Linked DNA regions of Homo sapiens: region 1 is linked to region 2. Evidence: chromatin loops called from intact Hi-C (ENCODE). Cell type or tissue: ascending aorta. All regions are shown on one strand. Links, peaks and the distances in the headings refer to the core of each region. The heading gives the core; the rest is flanking DNA. Region 1 has its middle 330 kb from the start of LINC00973. Region 2 has its middle 220 kb from the start of LINC00973.

Region 1 (11,419 bases), core at 2,141-7,140, 110 kb after region 2:
TCTGTAGGAATGGTACCAGCTCTTCTTTGTACATCTGGTAGAATTTGGCTGTGCATCCATCAGGTCCTGGGTTTTTTTGGTTAGTGGGCTATTTATTACTAATTCAGTTTCAGAGCTGGTTATTGGTCTGTTCAGAGAATTAATTTCTTTCTCATTCAGTCTTGGAATTATGTATGTGTCCAGGAATTTATTCATCTCTTCTAGGTTTTCTAGTTTGTGTGTGTAGAGATGTTTGTAATAGTTTCTGATGGTTGTTTTTATTTCTGTAGGGTTAGAAGTAGCATTCCTTTCATCATTTCTAATTGTGTTTATTGGTATCTTTTCTCTTTTCTTCTTTAATAGTCTAAGTAGAGGCCTATCCATTTTATTAATATTTTCAATATTTCAAAAAAAACCAACTCCTGAATTCATTGATATTTTGAATGGTTTTTCATGTCTCAATTTAAAATTTTTTTGTTAGTTTTAGGGATGTGCCAGGAATATGCCACATTGTATTTTAACATTGAAATTAAAGCAATTAAAACAAAGAAAATCACTCCTGATTTCATGATGTTAGAGTACTAGCTTTTTGTCTTCTGGTGAGGGGAGACAAAAAAACACAAATAGAAAAAAATCTACGCACACATGATGATAAATTCAATGAAAAAAGGAAGCAAATGAAGCAAACTAAGGGAGGTAGATAATGAAAGAAATAGGGGATATTTGAGCTACTTCTGACTAGGGTGGAAAGGACTACCTCTCTGATAAGGTAACATTTGAAAAGAGATTTGGAGGAAAGGAAACAGGAAGCCATGTGAAAATCTGGTAGAAGAACATTCCATTGCAGGAAACTCCAAGTACAAATGCCTTAGTGTGGAATCACCTTGATGTGTTCCAGAAATAAGTAGCAAGGAAGCAAGTCTGCTTGGAGCAGAGGGAGAAGGATTTGAATGCTGATAGGGAGAGACAAGATGGGAAGAGGATGTGATTGGAGTTGAGAGAGAGATAGCAGAGAGTCAGATCCTGTTGTTGTAAATGGTCCTGGTCTTGAGGAGTGATTGCATTTCATGCTGAGACTGGAAGCTATTAGTATGGTTTAAATAAAGGAAAACATGATTTGACTTGGATTTTTAAAATATCACTCAGACACTCTGTGACAAACCCAGTAAGAGAGGTGTCGAACTCATACATTTTATCAGGAGCTCATTCTATAATAACTGACCATCTCCCACAGTAATGATATTAATTCATTCATGAAGGCAAAACTCTCATGATCAAATCACCTTTTATTAGGCCCTACCTTTCAACATTGTTGCATTTGTGTTTAAATTTCCAACACATGAACTTTAGGGAACGCATCAAACAATAGCATAACTAAAACTTATATTTCTTTTAATTATAGATGCTCCTCAATTTATAATGGAAATATATCCTGATACATTCATCAAAAGTTTGAAATTTATTTAATACATTTGACCTACTGAACATCATAACTTAGGCTAGACTAACTTAAACATTCTCAGAACACTTACATTAGCCTATAGTTGGACAAAATAATCTTTAAAAAGCCCATTTTATAATAAAGTGTTGAATATCCCCTATAATTTATTGAATACTGTACTGAGTGCATATAGCTTTAGCATCATCTTGAAGTCAAAAAAGCAAAAGTCACACTATCATAAGTTAGGGGCCAGCTGTATACATAAATAATTGGAAGTATGAATAAACAGAAACACAATTTTTTCCATTTTACTTTCCAAGACTTGTTTTGGTAAAGTGCCTTTTGAAATACTGAAACCAGTTGTGAACTTTCCATAAAGGAAGACTAATCTCAATTCCTAAGAATGAACGTCTCTCTCACATAGGGTAAAATACACATAGTTGGAGACAGTGGGCCTTTTCAAAGTGTAGTAATTACAATACACTTCCAATAACCTTGGTAAATGTGATGACAATACACAAAAAAGAGAGTATTTGGCCCTGTAAGTAGGCCCTTATCTTTGAGTTGTCACTGGAACATTTTTATTACAGTAGAAAATACAATGGCCAACCACATCTTCCTTGGTTTCTTCACCTTGCCTTCACAAATACATGAATACTATTTTCCCCTTTCTTAACTTTTTCACAAAATTTTAGGCAGTAGCCCTGGATGATGATGGCACTTGCAATTAGATGGTGACTGATTAGCCTTGAAACACTGAAATAACAGAAATGAAATTCTGAAGATGAAATAGTATGGGTGGTAGCACAAGAATTCCCCTTCAAAATAATGGTGATCAGCCAGGTAGGCTGTGTATAGGGTCTTCATTGTGCCTTTGAGTTATCACAGCTTTCTTACTTCCAGTATGCAAAACTAAACTAAACTAAACTAAACTAAACTAAACTAAACTAAACTAAACTAAACTAAAAAGGGGAAGAGAGGAGAGGGAAAATAAAAGGCAAGAAAACACAGCAATGAACCAAACAAATTTATAGCTGTAGAAGATGGGGAACATTTAAGGCCATTTATACTATCTAACCCTTTGACTTGATTCGATTTCTGTGGAAGTAAAATAGGCAAGTCAAATTATTCCCACGCTAGATTTTTTTTTTACTCATTTCCTTTTTGTAAGTTTTTATTTTATTTTTAATTGACACACATAATAACTGTACAGTTTTATCGGGTACAATGTGATGCTCCTTTTTTATTTATTTTGAGATGGAGTCTTACTCTGTCGCCCAGGCTGGAGTGCAGTGGCGCCATCTCGGCTCATTGCAACCACTGCCTCCCAGGTTCAAGCTATTCTCCTGCCTCAGCCTCCCAAGTAGCTGGAATTACAAGCACCCACCACTACACCTGGCTAATTTTTGTATTTTTAGTAGAGACGGTGTTTCACCATAATGGCCAGGCTGGTCTCAAACTCCTGACCTCAGGTGATCTGATTACCTCGGCCTCCCGAGTGCTGGGATTACAGTGATGTTCCTATACTCTTATACATGTATACTTCATTGTAAAATAGTCAAATCTGGGTAACTAGAGTCTATCAATCGCCTCGTAAATTGATTATTTCTTTGTAATGAGAATATTCAAAATCCCTTCTTCTAGCTATTTTGAAATATATAATGCATTGTTTTCAACTACAGTTACCCTATTGTACAATAGGCCACCAAAACTTATTTCTCTCCTATCTAACTGTAACTTTATACCCATTGACCAACAGCTTTCCATCCTCCCCCTCCCCCCACTCTCCTTAGCCATTATATACTCTGATTCTATGTAATCAGCTGTTTTAGATTCCACATATGGGTGAGATCACGCAGTATTTGTCTTTCTGTGTCTGGTTTATTTCATTTAACTTAATATCCCTCAAGTTCAATCTTGTTTTTGCAAATGACAGAATTTAATTTTTTTATGGCTTAATAGTATTTCATTGTGTTTATATACCACATTTTCTGTATCCATTCATCCACTGATGGACACTTAATTTGGTTCCATATATTGGCTATTGTGAATAATGCTGCAATAAACATGGAAGTGCAGACATCTCTCCAACATATGATTTAATTTCCTTTCGGTATATATCCTTCAGGTGCATGACTGGATCATATGGTAGTTCTATTTTTAGTGTTTTGAGGAACCTTCATACTGTTTTCTGTAATGACTGTATTAATTTACATTTTCACCAATAGTAAGTAAAGGATCCCTTTCCTCCATGTTCTTGGGAACACTTGTTATCTTTTGCCTTTTTGATAATAGCCATTCTAATTGAAGTGAGGTGATATCTCACTGTGGTTTTGATTTTCATTTCCCTGATGATTGGTGATGTTGAACAGTTCTCATTTCTTGAAGGAGTAAAATAATAATGAAGCTACTAAATTTTAAATTTATCAAGGGTTCTTTTTGTCTATTTTCTATACATGAACTTTGGAGTCAGTCATGAAATAAACCACCAAAGCTCATAGAGAAGGTTTCACTGGAATTCAATGTCTGAACTTGCTTAACGAGGACCACCATAGAGTTAAGCAAAATGCTTGTTATTTCTGTAACTTAAAAACCAGCATTTCAGAGCACCCAGTTCTGTAACATTTCTTACAAAGTAAATGGGATATTTTCATCAAAGCCCAAGCAAATAAAGAAGTAGTGTTGCTGATGTGTCATTCCAAAGATCTCTTAATAGTTCTGAAATATAGTAACAGCTTTTGGTTGTTGTTTTACCCCTTTAGATTAGAGCACAGTAAGTATGTTTACTTCCAGGGCCAATGTTGAGTAAAAGTGAAAAATTTATTTTTTATAATCCTCTTTATTTTCTAACTTTAGGTATCCAAGTGTCAAAACTCCTCACTTTTCTCTTCTTGGCCATGTTCCCAGCACCATACCTCCTTACTTATGCCTGTCTTTTGCACACATACAAAAACCCATCTCTGGGTTTTTTTCCTACATCATTTTTCCACTACCTCATTTATTCATTCATTTACTTATTCATTCAACCATTCACTAGTCAGTTAACACATATTTCTTGATAGCTTACTATGTGCTCGACCACATGCCAGTCACTGGTCATGCAGCTGTAAGCAAGACGTATGTTTCTGTGCTCATGGATACTAGTGGAAAGAGTCAAAGAATGGAAGAGAAAGAATAAAAAGGTGAAAAGAAAAACTATCAGGGAGTGATAAGTGATACAAGGAGAACTAAGTAAGTTTGTATTTCAGTAAATGACTAGGGATATGCCTTCCTGTACTAGGTTCTCCTAGGACTCCACTCTTGGATTTCCAAAGTATCAACTAATCTGAAATAATAATTAACATTTCCTTGTCAATGACTTCCCCTCCTGTCTCCCCTTTAATTAATGTAATTTCTGATATTTGACTCTAGAGATAACATCACCCAAATAAATGACTAATAGTAGACATTTCAAGTACTAAAGTGACAGGGTGAGATATTTAGGAACAAGCTATCATTTGTCACCCAGGCTGCCCCAGAGTTTGGCTCTGCTTGGCTCTTCTTTATTTCTTTTATAGACTTCTGAGCTCTTCGTGCCTCTGGCTTTTTCCACTGCATTGCACAGGAAAGAACTTTTAACCACTCCCTGGCGAGTTGTTTCTCTTTTGTCTTCTTGGATCTGTCCCCAGTCAATCCTGTCTCCCTTCACAGCAGTTGCTGTCTGCCATTGCCTCCTGGCCATATCATTCTTCCTCTATCATGGATCAGATTATCTTGTTTTTGCCCCTCTGAAGGTCATTTCATCCAATATGCAGAAGTCCTTTTCATTTTTGATTTTTTTTTTTTACTGGAGAATGACAAGTTGTCTAGCATTTCAAGGAATGAAAGCCTAAATAAAGGCATTTTCTTATGTCTTAAAAATTCCTTCTGACTCTATGCAACTTTGGTTTGCCACCTTTCCAAAGAAAATGAAAGACCAAGATCATTAGTTTACAAACTTTATGAGTCTCTAAAATTCTTATGGGTTGCTTTTCATATCTTAGACTCCAAATCCTCATTGCAGGACTGGGGCAGAGTTAGCTGCTGGAGGAGCAGACACAAAACAAACATATCCCAAATGGGCATATTATTCTTCTTTCAAGAAACCCTTGGGGGATAGTTAGTTTGAGGAGCCAGAAGGAGGGAAGACCACATTTATATCTTTCAAGCGTACGAACCTTAATGCCAAAGAGATAATCCAAGGATGGTAGAGGAAAGAGGTAAGCTGACTAACAAAGTGGTCTGTACACGAAGTAGGTGGGAGAAAGCACACACTGTAATATGAAGAGCAGGTCTAAATGCTGCCTGCCCCAGATGGAAATACTAGGTTACTCTGAAATGATTCATTAAAACTCAGGATGATGGGTGTGGTGGCTTACACCTGTAATCCCAACACTTTAAGAGGCCAAGGCAGGAGTACCATTTGGGGCCAGGAGTTTAAGACCAGCCTGGGCAACATAGTGAGGCCTCATCCCTACCAAAACACAAACAACAACAACAAAAAAAGCTTAGGGATTAGCCTGTAAGTTCCTCTTCTAGGCCCCAGGAATTCACAGCAGTGGTGGAGTCTTGCTTTGGAGGGTCATTTCAACTGCACCAGGAGAAAACCTACATGTCTATCACAGGCCCTGGGAATACTGCCAGTCACCAAACTCTGAAAATCAGCTCACTGGAACTCTAGAATTTAATGGAAGAGTTTGAAATGCCTAATTTTAGAATAATTTTCTATGTAATACAAAATGTGAGGTTTGAAGGGGTCTTTTGATATCATTTATGCCACAAACGGGTTGGCATAAATGCCACAAATGGGTTAGCATAAATGAGGATGTTGATATCTATGTAGCGGAGAAAAGGTAATTTCTTTTCCTCTCTCATCACAAGGGTCATGGTGGACACACCTGTAATTAAAGACAAGTTAACAAGATAAAAGCATACCAAATATATTTGACAACACTTTACATGACCATAGGAGGCTTCAGAAATAAAGACCCAAAGACTAAAAGAAAACTGTGTATTTTTATGCTTAGGTTCAGTAAGGAATGGATAGTCATGTAAAAGGATGACTGAATAAAAGGGATATGATCTAATGGTAATAAACTGGAAGTAACTTAGCAAGGCCTGTTTGTTCAGATTCTTCTTGGTCTCTCCATGTAGCATTCCTTCCTCCTGAGTATGAGGCAGGATCCCTCTGGGATGATCTACTTTCAGACAAGATAAGTCAGAAACTTTCTTTATGGTCAATTCTCACACAAAAACCAGGAGAGAGTCAAAGTGATCTTCCCGATTCTTTGACCCTCTCAATCTCCTTCAGTTCAAGGTACTTTCGGCTAACATTTTCTAAGCCTCAGCACCTAAATGGGTAGACTGACTTGCTCACTTAAGAACAAACATGCAGTAAAGTTGAAAACTCATGAAAATATATGAACTTTAACCCATACTCTGCTAATAAATTCGAGTTTAATTTTAGAGTTTACATATTCTCTTATCATCTCACCCCAGTTAAAATGGCTTTTATTAAAAAGATAGAGAATAAAGAATGCTGGCAAACTTGTGGAGAAAGGGGAACCCCCGTACATTGTTGGTGAGAAAGTAAACTAGTACAGAATGGAAAACAGTATAGAGGTTCCTCAAAAAACTAAAAATAGAACTGCCAAGTGCTACAGCAGTTCCACTACTGGGTATACATCCAAAAGAAAGGAAATCAATATATTGAAGAGATATCTGCACATCTATGTTTATTGCAGCACTATTCACAATAGCTAAGATATGGAATCAACCTAAGTGTCCATCAACAAATGAATGGATTAAAAAAATGTGTTATATATACACAATGGAATATTATTCAGCCATAAAATATTAAATTTTATAATTTGCAGCAACATCAGTGGAGCTAGACATCATTACGTTAAGTAAAATAAGCCAAACACAGAATGACAAACAAATATTGTATATTCTCAAACATAAGTGGGAGCTAAAAAAATGGATTTTGTGAAGATACAGTAGATTGGTGGTTACCAGAGGCTAGGAAGGTTAACACGGAGGTAGAGGATGAAGACACTTTTGATTGTACACCCTACTATATACTTCATTAGGTTAAAAACAACCAGATTTGTTCACACAGACCCACTATATTAATTTTTGTTCACAAAATACATCTACATACTACTGACCTAATATGTAACTATAAAAAATTTAAAATATACCTAAGAATTATTAAAATAAGACAAATTAAAATGCATATTTTATATTAATTAATAACAATATAAAATTATTTTGTTTTTACTTAAATTTTGTTGAAAGTAAATATTCCTCACTGTAAAAATAAATCTTAGTTTTACAGTTTATGTTATAGTGATTCAAAACCTGGTTTTAGTTCACCTTATTTTATATTCCGTACTAATAGCTGCTTTAGTTTTAAAAAGATTACTAACAGCCTGTAGGTCTCAAATGAAAACAAGAATATCATTGGTTGCCATTATATCTTGAGATCCACTTTTTACTGTCATCCACCAATTGTGAATAATTTTTGCCAAAATTCAGTGAGTAAAGTTTCATCTTCTCTAATGTCAATCTATTGTTTCTGAAATGTGATTAGAAAGTGATCTATTTTTCTTTGTTTAAATCATGAGTGAACTCCCATTCACAATTGCTTCAAAGAGAATAAAATACCTAGGAATCCAACTTACAAGGGATGTGAAGGACCTCTTCAAGGAGAACTACAAACCACTGCTCAAGGAAATAAAAGAGGACAAAAACAAATGGAAGAACATTCCATGCTCATGGATAGGAAGAATCAATATCGGGAAAATGGCCATACTGCCCAAGGTAATTTATAGATTCAATGCCATCCCCATCAAGCTACCAATGACTTTCTTCACAGAATTGGAAAAAACTGCTTTAAAGTTCATATGGAACCATAAAAGAGCCTGCGTTGCCAAGTCAATCCTAAGCCAAAAGAACAAAGCTGGAGGCATCACGCTATGTGACTTCAAACTATACTACAAGGCTACAGTAACCAAAACAGCATGGTACTGGGACCAAAACAGAGATATAGACCAATGGAACAGAGCAGAGCCCTCAGAAATAATACTACACATCTAAAACCATCTGATCTTTGACAAACCTGACAAAAACAAGACATGGGGAAAGGATTCCCTATTTAATAAATGGTGCTGGGAAAAGTGGCTAGCCATAGGTAGAAAGCTGAAACTGGATCCCTTCCTTACACCTTATACAAAAATTAAATCAAGATGGATTAAAGACTTAAATGTTAGACCTAAAACCATAAAAACCCTAGAAGAAAACCTAGGCAATACCATTCAGGACATAGGCATGGGCAAGGACTTCATGACTAAAACACCAAAAGCAATGGCAACAAAAGCCAAAATTGACAAATGGGATCTAATTAAACTAAAGAGCTTCTGCACAGCAAAAGAAACTACCATCAGAGTGAACAGGCAACCTACAGAATGGGAAAAAATTTTTGCAATCTACTCATCTGACAAAGGGCTAATATCCAGAATCTACAAAGAACTCAAACAAATTTACAAGAAAAAAACAAACAACCCCATCAAAAAGTAGGTAAAGGATATGAACAGACACTTATCAAAAGAAGACATTTATGAAGCCAACAGACACATGAAAAAATGCTCATCATCACTGGCCATCAGAGAAATGCAAATCAAAACCACAATGAAATACCATCTCACACCAGAATGGTGATCATTAAAAAGTCAGGAAACAACAGGTGCTGGAGAGGATTTGGAGAAATAGGAACACTTTTACACATTGGTGGGATGGTAAACTAATTCAACCATTGTGGAAGACAGTGTGGCGATTCCTCAAGGATCTAGAACTAGAAATACCATTTGACCCAGCCATCCCATTATTGGATATATACCCAAAGAATAATAAATCATTTTGCTATAAAGACACATGAACACGTATGTTTATTGCAGCACCATTCACAATAGAAAAGACTTGGAACCAACCCAAATGTCCATCAATGATAGACTGGATTAAGAAAATGTGGCACATATACACCATGGAATACTATGCAGCCATAAAAAAGATGAGTTCATGTCCTTTGTAGGGACATGGATGAAGCTGGAAACCATCATTCTCAGCAAACTATCACGAGGACAAAAAACCAAACACTACATTTTCTCACTCACAGGTGGGAATTGAACAATGAGAACACTTGGACACAGGAAGGGGAACATCACACACCGGGGCCTGTTGTGGGGTGGAATGAGTGGAGAGGGATAACATTAGGAGATATACCTAATGTAAATGATGAGTTAATGGGGGCAGCACACCAACATGGCACATGTATACATATGTAACTAACCTGCAAGTTGTGAACATGTACCCTAAAACTTAAAGTACAGTAAAAAAAAAAAAAAAAAAAAAAAAAAAAAAAAAAAACAAAAAACAGTCTGGCACCAAAAAAAAAAGTGACCTATTTTTATATTTTTAGAAAATAATAATTTTTAAATTAAAATATTCTAGATTAAACATTTTCCAAATGAAAGGTTCAAAATACACTGAATCATTTGGAAAATATTCAGACTAGAATATTTTAATTTCAAGATTATTATATATACAGTTGATAATTAATGTATATATTACTTTTGTTAGCAAGTCACATAATGGAATGTTCCTCTTCTCTTTCCACCCCCATCCTCTTCATAAAAGCGGTGACTATTGGAGAGCTGATTCTTTCTCACTTACTGCTGAAATGTCAGCTTTATCTGTAAGAGCCAAATTAATTGCAAAGGGTCAAGCTAATTGTGTTTATCATAAAATATATCTACTAGGTAGCATACTGTTGACAGTAACTGTTAACTCATATCTAAGGTCAAGTTCAGGATGTGTATTTTGGCAAAAGTGTTTAGCTTATCTTTAAACTCAACACTTTAAACTCAACACTATACCGGTTGAGTGAGGGCACCAGTATAAAATCTCTAAATTAACCTTTTTAAATATTGGCAAAGTTGAATATTTTTTCTCTCTTTAAAAAACAATGGACATTTACTATGTTCTTCCTCACCCATGTGGATCAGGTTGCATGTCCTTTTGCATTCCTATGCTGGTTATTCATCTATATTGTCTCTTGGATACAAATCCACCCTTTTTACTATACTCAGTAAAGCTGTGATTAGGAAATTGCAATTTATATTTGCCAGATTCCTTTCTAGCTGGCTTCCTCTTGAGTTCTGCCAATATGAGGCAATATTGCAAAGGTAGATTGCAAAGGTAGATTGGAAAGCAGAGAGGAGAGAACTTTGTGGTTTTTTCTTGATTTCTTATTAGCATTGCCTTAACAATAACAATTCATATGAGCAGTAGTAGTTCAGCCCAGAAGCCACAGTTTACTCCAGCTTTTGGGTTCTTTCACTGCTTCCAGAGCCAGCCTCATCTTACCCATCAGAGGTCCCAGCAGGAACCTGGTGATGCTGCTTTCTTAAAGATCTGAGCACTAACTCTGCAAGGGATTCCTCTGAGATTTTAGACTCTGGTAACTTTAGAATCTTCCCTTCTTTTCTCTCAGACTGAGGCTAGTGTCTACTTCCTTATGTTATTATCTCTGGGTTAAAAAAAATGTTCTTCTTTTGTCCTTTCACTCCTTCAATGCCTGTGAAACCAATTCTTTATGTTAAATTTGCTCCCTGGAATACCTAACATGGTATCTCTTTTCTGACTGGACCTTAACTGATGCAACTTATTTCTACAATAAAAAGTCTTAGAAGTCTCCACTTCATTAATGACAGTAGCAAAACAAAGATGAAGTCCCCACTTCATTAATGACAGTAGCAAAACAAAGATGACTAAATATATAAAAAACTTAATGGAATATGAAAGCAAAACTTTATAATTTTGAAGAAAATTTAGGTTCATATTATTATATACTCATGGGAAAGAATTAAGAAAAAATTTTTAAAGAGGAAATAAGGACAAGTTATAAGTGAAACAACTGAT
Region 2 (11,419 bases), core at 3,266-8,265:
TTCTTCCCCCACGGGTGTAGGGCAGGACATCTGTCACATGAAATTCTTATGACCTACTTTTAGGGGAGGAAGGTCAGAGAATTTTTATGAACAGCTCTTACACAGCAAGGTAGGAGAAGTCACACAGAAAGTGACCTCCAAGGTGCCATATTTTGGGATAGGGTGTTTTGCTCACAGTCAGCTAATTTTATGTGTCGACTTGGCTAGACCATGTTGCCCACTTGTTTGGTCAAACATTAGCTTAGATGTTGCTGTGAAGATATATTTTATACGTTACTAACAGTTAAATCAACAAATAGACTTAGAGAAAAGTATATTACCTTTTGCACTGTGGGTGGGCCTCATTCAATCAGTTAAAGGTCTCAAGAGAATAGACTGAGGTCTCACAAAGAGGAAGGAATTCTCCTTCAAGACTGTCGTAAGAATCAAGAGTATGACATCAACTCCTGCCAAAATTTCCAGGCTGCCATTCTGCTGTGCAGATTTCAGACTTACCACAGTCTCTGTCTTTATGCATGCTTGTCTCTCTCTCTCTCTCTCTTTCTCTCTGTGTGTGTGTGTGTGTGTGTGTGTGTGTGTGTGTGTACATTCTATTGATTCTGTTTCTCTGGCGAAGCGTAGTACAGATAAGTTGAGATTTTCTTTTTTTCTCAGAGTAATTGAGTAAATTATATTGATATTTTGAGAACAGATAAAATCTTGTAAACATGTCTTCACATATCAAACATTTTTCCAAGCAAATAAAACATGGGCAGAAATGAATGTATCCAGGGACTTTGCATTTTATCAGGCACACCAGTGAGAACAGTGGAGCTCTGTTGCCTTCATTTATAAATGTTCTGCTGATTATTACCCACTTGATTCTGTTATTAGTTCCAACACCTGCTAGTTAGGAGAAGCACTGCCAAGTTCTGAAATGAAGTCCCTATACCGCCAACCTTACTTGGCCCAAAATATCCTTGTGGAAGTGCAGTCCAAGCATTTCCATAGCTGTGGTTAGTCTACCATTAAAAAATGAACCCAGATTGGAGATTATTAGAAATTTTCCAGATGCTAAGTCTATATATGCATTCTATCTGAAAAATTGTGTGCTTAGATATACAAAGGTTTACCCCATAATAATGAATGTTTAGTCTTGGCTGCTGCCCATTGTAAGCAACTGTAAGACGTTTCCTGCCATATTCTTCCTTGATGGGCTGATATTCAATAAGTTAGAAATATCTTTCAGCAAACAGATTGTATGTTTTAACTTTAATGGAATACCAAAAGGTTGAATAAGTCAAAATGTCTTTTTACATCTTTGGTTCCCCAAATACTCCCTGAATTGCAAAATGAATTCCATGGTAGACTTTCCCTTTCAGAGACTGTCCTTTCCCCTTGCTTTGAAAAGATGAACTAGTCTGTGTGGCTGTTCCTGTGCTCACAGAGGGTCATCCTGAATCATTATGTTGAAATGCCTACATCTCTATATTCTTCAACTCTACTGTAGTTGTAGAAGCACAGGTGTGAAAAAAATACTTGATTGATTTTCAGCTTCATTTTCACCTTACCTAATTCTGCAACAAAATAAACTGCAGTTTAATGAGAAACTCATCCAGGTACAGTGGGATAAACCATAGCAATCCTCAGACCAATTGTAAGTGTTTCTTTCTCCATTTATCCTTTACCACACAGTTGTCCCCTTTGTTCAGGAATCATGGTGAGAAGGTTGGGATTGGAGTGCCCTGGGATATTAGAATAAAATGTGTAAATGTGATGCATATTTAATTGCAGTTCTATAACTTGCAGTGCATTTTGAATGAATTGTTTGTCTTCCTAAAAGGTACAATCACTTCACTAATTTCAGCTGTCCTAAGTTTCTCACAACTTCCCTTCATATTCATATCGGAAAAGAGTCTTACTTTTTTTGCCAGGCCAAGAAAGAAAAATAGTTTATACTTCATTTTGTAAGAACTAAGTCAGACCAACGAACTTAGAAGGGTGAGTTTAAGTTGTCAAAAAAAAGAGACTCGGATAAAAAATGCCTCAGACTAAACATTCACACATCATCTCTCTGGACTTGACTTTGACCAGTCTGCTTTTACATCTCTGGAGATGTGTTGCAGGTGCCAGCCTCAGTGGTCTCCAGAGCTGCCAGCCTCCCATTCAGTGACCTAGGTGGCCACAGACATCTGACTATCATTGTGAAGTTTCAGAAAGTCTGAATAAACATCAACATTTTCATAAAGAAGCCGAGAAATTCCAGATGCAGCAAGCCAGTGAGAGAAATGCTGTGGAAAGGAAGTGGTAACAGGCACTCCCACATCTCTTGGACAGACATTCACATTTTCTACTCAGGGCATCTACTTACCCCCAAATGTAAGAACTGAACAAACATCACTTTCACAACCCATCCCAGTGAAGGCCTATTTTGATTCCAGAAATTTAGCAACTTGACCAAAGAAGTCTACCTATGAAAATTCCTGGCCACTTTCCTCCAATCTGAGACAAGAATGACAAGGAATATTTTTTCCCTCTCAGGAAAGAGAATCCTGCTGAGATTGGAATTGTCCATTCTAGACAGGGTCTGGCTTCTAGAATTTTAGGCAAGACACAATTAGTTAAAAAAAATGTGTGTAGTGAAATCAGACATACAGAAATACCATGAATAATTTTGAGTATTGTTATTTGATGTTTTAGAGGGAAAGAAATATTTTTTATTAGACATTTTAAAGGCCAGAATATTTTTCAAATATATTCTTTCTTCTAGGTTAACTGCTGCCCCTTTATTGAGGAACTGTCTTATTTAAATGTGGTAGAGAAGAATTCAGCTCAAAAATTGTTAATATTGGAAATAGAAATGATTCTTTCTGGAAACTGTAGCTCTATTGCTGTTATGCTGGTTGTCAGGTGGAATTTGGAACCAGATTTCCACATGTTCTGTTCCTGCGATAGCAGGATCCTTCCCTGTGTGAATGGAGGGTTTCACACCTTTGTACTCTATGTCAAGCGTTAAGCTTCCAATCACCATCCCTGAAAAGTATCCCTAAAAACATAGTGACAAGACAATATGTGTACTCAGATTTTTAGTGAGGAATATTCAGATAGTTCCATTTGAATTCAAATTCAGTAAAATGGAATGGTTTTAGCAAATAAGTTGCAACTATTTGTGTGGAAATTATTTCCTTTAGAGGTACCGTTCATACATTTAACACTTATGGAATTGCCTAGCATGTTCATGTGTATTTTTCCTTCTTAGTCTCTGCTTATAAAATGAAAAGTTTTGTTTCTCTAAAATTTTCAGGCATCTGAAAGTAGATGGAGAAATCTAAAAATGAAGAACAGAAATAGGTCTGACCATGAACAGCAAATCCCATGTACCAACTGAAATTAATGTTTTTCTTGATAGGCATATTGGAAAAAAGAAGATGCTAAGAAAAAAACTTATTATTAATGAGAATGTATTGGTTTCATTTAAACTAGGATCAGATTTTATAAATAGTAGGACTTTTAGCTTGATTATGTTATGGCCTAAACTGCCATGCAGAATTTGGTTTTCTTTTTTTCTTTTGATGTCTGCACTTTGTGAGGTTATCAATTAATCCTTTACAAGCTAATTGAAGTGCAGACTTGTGACAGAACAACAATTAGAATAAAAGGAGTTAATAAAACTATAGGACTGCGCCTTATGACTCAAAGTTTATGATCTACACGTTGAGTAATTTAGACAAGTCATCTGAAAAATAAATTTGAAGCCATTTAATTTTATTATTTATTTATTATTATTATCTGAGACAGAATCTTTCTCTGTCACCCAGGCTGGAATGCAGTGGTGTGATCTCAGCTGACTGCAACCTCCAACTCCCAGGTTCAAGTGATTCTCCTGCCTCAACCTCCTGAGTAGCTGGCATTACAGGTACGCACCACCACACATGGCTCATTTTTGTATTTTTAGTAGAGATGGGGTTCTACCATATTGGCCAGGCTGGTCTCAGACTCCTGGCCTCAAGTGATCTACCTGCCTTGGCCTCCCAAAGTACTGGGATTACAAGCATGAGCCAGTGTGCCCGGCCCAAATTAGCCATTTAAGAGTTCAGTAAACTCTGTTGATTGTTTGTATTTCACTCCATGCTAAGAAGACTATGACCTATTAACTTCAGAGTAATTCTCGCTAGTACTACAACCATAGGATTGAGCCAGCCATTATATTGAAAGTGAGGCTCTTGTACACATGGATTGAATGAACTCAAGACTGCCAACTATTGTCAGTTAGTAGCTGAATTGCAGAGATCTTGGCACAGAGTATTTAAAAATATGCTTTGGCTAGTCCCAAAAGAATTACTTTACTTTTAGAGTACTTTGAGAACACGCCATAAATGTGTGTTTGGCACAGGTCTATCTATTATATTCATTTGTATGTTTTCATGGAAACTATCAGTCCACCAAAGCTTTTATACAGAAATATAATATCCTTGAATGAAAGTGATTGGAAAAGAATCAATTTCCTCTGTATACTAGGGCTATAATAATAAAATGCATAAAGGGGTCAGGGGTTGGACAAACTTGTAGCATGACTTGTCCATTGTTTATCATCTATACTTCACATGTAAGAGTTAACAATATCAATTCAATCAATAGCAAGGCAGGAATGCTTGTTTCACTTAATGTTGAATACACACGCGCACACACACACACACACATATGCACACACAGTATATATGGAAAAAAGTCTCCCCTGGGATGGCAGAGTAGTGTTATTTCAAGAAAGCTGAACTTGGAATCTGGGAAACTTGGTCTAGCCCAGTTTTTCTATAAACTCATTGTGTAACCATAGGCAAGGCACAATTACTGTGAGTCTCAGTCTCCTTTTTGTAAATCAAAGGAGTCTGACTCTTTCTAAGATATTTTCAATCTGCACTTTTTGATCTTCAGGGGATGATAAGAGGAAAGTGGGAAGGGGGCAAATACAATGAATAATGAGATGACTTCCCAGATTTTGCTCCTTCCCAATGTCTGTGAATTCACCATGTCTGTGAATCTATTTTTATTAGCACAAGAAGCTCTCACAGCTCAAGCTCGGCATTTCCATAATTAGGTCAGGAACCAAAAAGAATGGCACAAACTAGCTAAATTCTTGAGTCATAATGACTCAGTAGCTTATGAGGCCAAATCAGAGTTTCTGTGGGAATAGCTAGCTTCATAAACATTCTTGGCATGATTGGCTTCAGGGACCATGCTTTGAACAAGCAACCTAAGGACACCGAGCAAGGTCTAGGGACAGAGATTCTGACTCAATCCAAGGGCTTCAACCTCTTCTCAGTCTGTATGACACAAGGCCTCTGACTTTGGCTAGTGCTGTGACTGCCACTTACTCTTCCTTGCTCTCAGTTCCACGTTTACAAGATGAGATGCTGTCTAAAGTCATTTACTGTTCTGTTATTTTTATGGGCTCTTTAGAATACGTAAAATATTTGGACTCTACAATAAAACAAAATAGTCAACTCCGATTCTCTACGTGTGTACTCTGCAAATTTAACTATATGCATTAGTTTTTATTGTGACATACAACAAGCTGACAATGTTCTTTTACTTGTGTGAAATTAATAAGCCTGACATCTTTGTATTCCTCCTATTCTTTTACGTCATATTCACTGGACATAGGCAATTCATTTGTGTATCTGTATGAGTCTGTTCTCACACTGAAATAAAGAAATACCTGAGACTGGGTAATTTATAAATAAAGGAGGTTTAATTGGCTCACAATTCTGCAGGCTGTATAGGAGGCATAGTGGCTTCTGCTCAGCTTCCAGAGAGGCCTCAGGAAACTTACCATAATGGCAGAAGGCAAAAGGGAAGCCAGCACTTCACATAATAGAGCAGGAGAAAGAGAGAGGGGTAAGGTGCCACACACCTTAAACAACCAGATCTCATGAGAACTCACTATTTTGATGACAGCACCAAGGGGGATGATGTTAAACCATTCAGGAGAAACTGTCCCCATGGTCCAGCCACCCACTAGACCCCACCTTCAACATTAGAGATTACAATTTGATGTGAGATTTGGTGGCGATGCAGATCCATATCAGCATCACTTGCTTCTCAGCTTTAATAGGCCTCCCTTAAACCCCCCAAAATCTATTCTTAAGTATTCTTTGAATTCTTCTTGTTGCATCAAAGAATTCTTCTTTTTAAGAAAAGACATAAAGTTCTCTGTAACGTGTAGCAATGATAGTCAACAGTGGGATATTGCCAGAGAAATGTAATGTGTATTAGTTTGCTGGTGCTGCAATAACCAAATTGGGTGGCTTAGACAACAGAACTGTGTTGTCTCAATGTTCTAGAGGATAGAAGTTTGAGACCAAGGTGTCAGCAGGGTCAGTTCCTTCTGAGGGCTGTGACAGAGAATCTGTTTCATGCCTCTTTCCTAGCATTTGGTGGTTTGTTAACAATCTGTCGTTCCTTGATTTGTAGAAGTGTCACTTCAGTTTCTGATGTCATCTTCACATGGTGTCTTCCACATTTGCTTATCTGTGTCCTACTTTCCCCTTTTTATAAGGAAACCAGTCATACTGGATGAGGGGCTACCCTAGTCCAGTATGACTGCATTTTACCTTAACTAATTAATATCTACAACAATTCTACTTCCAAATAGGGTCACATTTTAGGGGAATGCAATTCAACCTATTGTATATGGCTTCCAATATTCTTAGTGTGGGGAGAATCCCATTAATGAAATTGGTTTCAGAGCTCAGTTGATCAAAGTTTCAGAGCTCAGTTGCTTTAATAACACATTTCTATGGAAGACTCTTGGCTAAATTATGCAGAACCAATGAGTTTGCTGTTATTCTGCTGTCTCTTTCTGGGTCCTTTTGCTCTTGGTGGGTCTGCTACCCTTAATTCTTTTGTATTACCTGCCCTTCAGAACAGATACGTAATTTATAATTAAACTTCTGTCACAGACTTTGTCGATTTAGGGAACATCTCTGATCTCTCTTGCTAATCATGACAGAATTTTGGAGTCTATTTAACTTCTTAGCTGGTAGCTCTATCTGACATGCTTACAGAATTACGAGATGTTAAATTTTAAAAATTATCTCTCTATATTTCACTTCAAACCATCCTCTTCACTTTCGTCTTCAACAAGGTAACTAACCATTTTAGCCAGCTCCTCATTTCTGTGACTTGTTCTTTTATTCTGGTCTCAGAAAACCTTAGCCTTCTTAAGTCTTCTCTCCCTTCATCTCCAGTATCCAACTTGTCAAAAGTTACTATAATTTTTCTCTTTGACTTGTCTCTAATGTCCACCGTACCTGTTTTAAGCACTTTATTTGGGGAAAATATTCCTATCTTTGCCTGTTCACAGAAATATCTAGAACCTATTCTTTGTGAGGGAGAAAGGGTGGGGCCTAAGATTTATCAAGCACAAGGTACTTTGCTAGGCACTGTACATAGACTATCTTATTTTAATCACATAATAATCCCATGATATGTTTTTGCCTAACTTTATGAACAGATACAGAAAAATCTAAACACATTATTTGTGACCATAAACTAATAGCCAAGGAGAAAACATCTCCGGAGTTTTTCACATTTCAGGAAGAACTGCTGGACTTTAACACCATTTGAATGATAATAATAATGATGATAATATATTTATTAACCACTTACTTCCTGTTAGGCTCTGGCCCACAAGGGCTTTGACTACTTTATGCCATTTTATCCTCATAACAACCTTTGGAGGAAGGTGAAAACTTTGTTTTACAACATGAGAAAACTGAGGCTAAGGGAGGTAAAATAACTTGACCAAAGTTTCATAGCTGGGAATTAGTAGAACCTATATTGGAACTCAATCAGCTTGAGTTCAGACCCTTTACTTTTAATGACAACACTATTTGAAAATGTGAGATATCACACATTGTTTTCTACTTAGTCATCTTTTGCAAAAGCACTCCCAGCTCTCTTCATTAAAATTGCCACACTTAAACACTACACTACACATCTTGCCATAATTTCTAGCTGAGTGTTGGGCACAAAGTTTATGTGCAATACATACTTTCAGTAATTTCCTCCATAATTAAAAGCTGTTTCTTTTAACTAGCCACATGAATGTGATTTTAAATACACTAAACACAACTGGAAAAGTCATTACTAAATTATGGGTTGAGAAAAATATTGGACACAGAGTTGACACTAATGTTTTAGCCCTGCTTTGTCACTAACACCTGTGATACTCAGTTTTTTCATCTGTAAATTGAAAAGCTTTGTTTTAGAATGTTTCAGTATAAAATGATTTTTTAAAATATTTTTTACAGTTTTAATAGAGCTATCAATTTACATATGTGACATAATATTATACGAAGTAAGTAAAACAGACATGACCATATCTTTGATGTATAATCTGAGACAGAAAATTCTTTTACATAATTAATTTCTCTGGATATACTATTTATCTTTTTATACTTATTTTGGATTCATTAGAATATATATAATTTTTTATCTGAAATTTAAAATAAGTTACCAATACATTTTGATTGGCAGGTAGGTGTTGATGGTTAGCATTTTGATAACCAAATCTCATTCATCTTCATTTTGCATAATACCTCATTCCACTTCAAGAAACTTTCCCAAGCATAATATTTTCTTGCTTGATATGTTAGAATAGTGATCTACAACTTTTTTTTTATTTTATTATTATTATACTTTAAGTTTTAGGGTACATGTGCACAATGTGCAGGTTAGTTACATATGTATACATGTGCCATGCTGGTGTGCTGCAAATTCTCAATAAATTAGGTATTGATGGGAAGTATCTCAAAATAATAAGAGCTATCTATGACAAACCCACAGCCAATATCATACTGAATGGGCAAAAACTGGAAAACTGGAAGCATTCCCCTTGAAAACTGGCACAAGACAGGGATGCCCTCTCTCACCACTCCTATTCAACATACTGTTGGAAGTTCTGGCCAGGGCAATGAGGCAGGAGAAGGAAATAAAGGGTATTCAATTAGGAAAAGAGAAAGTCAAATTGTCCCTGTTTGCAGATGACATGATTGTATATCTAGAAAACCCCATTGTCTCAACCCAAAATCTCCTTAAGCTGATAAACAACTTCAGCAAAGTCTCAGGATACAAAATCAATGTAAAAAATCACAAGCATTCTTATACACCAACAACAGACAAACAGAGAGCCAAATCATGAGTGAACTCCCATTCACAATTGCTTCAAAGAGAATAAAATACCTAGGAATCCAACTTACAAGGGATGTGAAGGACCTCTTCAAGGAGAACTACAAACCACTGCTCAATGAAATAAAAGAGGATGCAAACAAATGGAAGAACATTCCATGCTCATGGGTAGGAAGAATCAATATCATGAAAATGGCCATACTGCCCAAGGTAATTTATAGATTCAATACCATCCCCATCAAGCTACCAATGACTTTCTTCCCAGAGTTGGAAAAAACTACTTTAAAGTTCATATGGAACCAAAAAAGAGCCTGCGTCACCAAGTCAATCCTAAGCCAAAAGAACGAAGCTGGAGGCATCACGCTACCTGACTTCAAACTATACTACAAGGCTACAGTAACCAAAACAGCATGGTACTGGTACCAAAACAGATATATAGATCAATGGAACAGAACAGAGCCCTCAGAAATAACGCCGCATATCTACAACTATCTGATCTTTGACAAACCTGAGAAAAATAAGTAATGGGGAAAGGATTCCCTATTTACTAAATGGTGCTGGGCAAACTGGCTAGCCATATGTAGAAAGCTGAAACTGGATCCCTTCCTTACACCTTATACAAAAATTAATTCAAGATGGATTAAAGACTTAAATGTTAGACCTAAAACCATAAAAACCCTAGAAGAAAACCTAGGCATTAACATTCAGGACATAGGCATGGACAAGGACTTCATGTCTAAAGCACCAAAAGCTATGGCAACAAAAGCCAAAATTGACAAATGGGATCTAATTAAACTAAAGAGCTTGTGCACAGCAAAACAAACTACCATCAGAGTGAACAGGCAACCTACAAAATGGGAGAAAATTTTCGCAACCTACTCATCTGACAAAGGACTAATATCCAGAATCTACAATGAACTCAAACAAATTTACAAGAAAAAAACAAACAACCCCATCCAAAAGTGGGCAAAGGACATGAACAGACACTTCTCAAAGAAGACATTTATGCAGCCAAAAAACACATGAAAAAATGCTCACCATCACTGGCCACCAGAGAAATGCAAATCAAAAGCACAATGAGATACCATCTCACACCAGTTAGAATGGCAATCATTAAAAAGTCAGGAAACAACAGGTGCTGGAGAGGATGTGGAGAAATAGGAACACTTTTACACTGTTGATGGGACTGTAAACTAGTTCAACCATTGTGGAAGTCAGTGTAGCGATTCCTCAGGGATCTAGAACTAGAAATACCATTTGACCCGGCCATCCCATTACTGGGTATATACCCAAAGGATTATAAATCATGCTGCTATAAAGACACATGCACACGTATGTTTATTGCGGCACTATTCACAATAGCAAAGACTTGGAACCACCCCAAATGTCTAACAATGATAGACTGGATCAAGAAAATGTGACACATATACACCATGGAATACTATGCAGCCATAAAAAAGGATGAGTTCATGTCCTTTGTAGGGACATGGATGAAATTGGAAATCATTCTCAGTAAACTATCACAAGAACAAAAAACCAAACACCGCATATTCTTACTCATAGGTGGGAATTGAACAATGAGAACACATGGACACAGGAAGGGGAACATCACACTCTGGGGACTGTTGTGGGGTGGGGGGAGGGGGAGGGATAGCTTTAGGAGATATACCTAATGCTAAAATCATTTTTAAATGTATACCCCACATTTTGTAGTTCTGATCATGCTTTAATTATGTTGGAAAATATGTTCATTTCTGGTTAATAGGAAAGAACATATGGAATGTCAATTTTAGTATAGTGGTTTTATTCCCTGGTATTTAGGAATGCAAATAATGTGTACCCAGGATTCCATGTGTATGTGTGTGTGTGTGTGTGTGTGTGTGTGTGGTTAGTATCAGTGGTCAGATTTAATCTAATCTGTGTATTCACCCAGAAATACACATGTGCTCAGTGTCCAGCCATATTAACTATGAAATTGGTAGCACATGTTATCTTCTTTGATGTTTCATATCATTCTCTTCACATTTTAATTCCAACCCTTAAAAAGAGACTATTTAGTATTTCACATGCATTAAAATTAGCAGCAGATGAACTATAGTACATTAATTAAAAACTGGAGATCCAAACAGCAGGGCTTCATATAATTTGCCCATAGGCATACAGCAAATATAGCATTTAAAGCCATATAGTCTGATTCCTAAGCCAACTCACTAACCATTCTCTGAAAGACAAATTTGAACAACTTTCCACT

Evidence for each region. Hi-C counts contacts between places; a loop is a spot of excess contacts. Peaks named below come from ENCODE experiments on the same cell type or tissue, not always from the same donor. Only the 100,000 strongest peaks of a DNase experiment are listed, where the experiment ranks them.
Region 1: a loop joins it to region 2, with 6 times the contacts of the local background. A loop is called at or near these places in 2 of 110 quality-filtered maps.

The regions. Positions count from the first base shown.
Region 1 is chr3:99,235,884-99,247,302 of GRCh38, forward strand. No RefSeq gene overlaps it. Among named protein-coding and RNA genes, the nearest start is that of LINC00973, 330 kb to the left of the region's middle. In ascending aorta, for the core only: no CTCF peak of the experiment used is centred there; no DNase peak of the experiment used is centred there; H3K27ac peaks cover 3,445 bases.
Region 2 is chr3:99,124,162-99,135,580 of GRCh38, forward strand. No RefSeq gene overlaps it. Among named protein-coding and RNA genes, the nearest start is that of LINC00973, 220 kb to the left of the region's middle. In ascending aorta, for the core only: no CTCF peak of the experiment used is centred there; a DNase peak (open chromatin) is centred at 5,230; H3K27ac peaks cover 3,577 bases.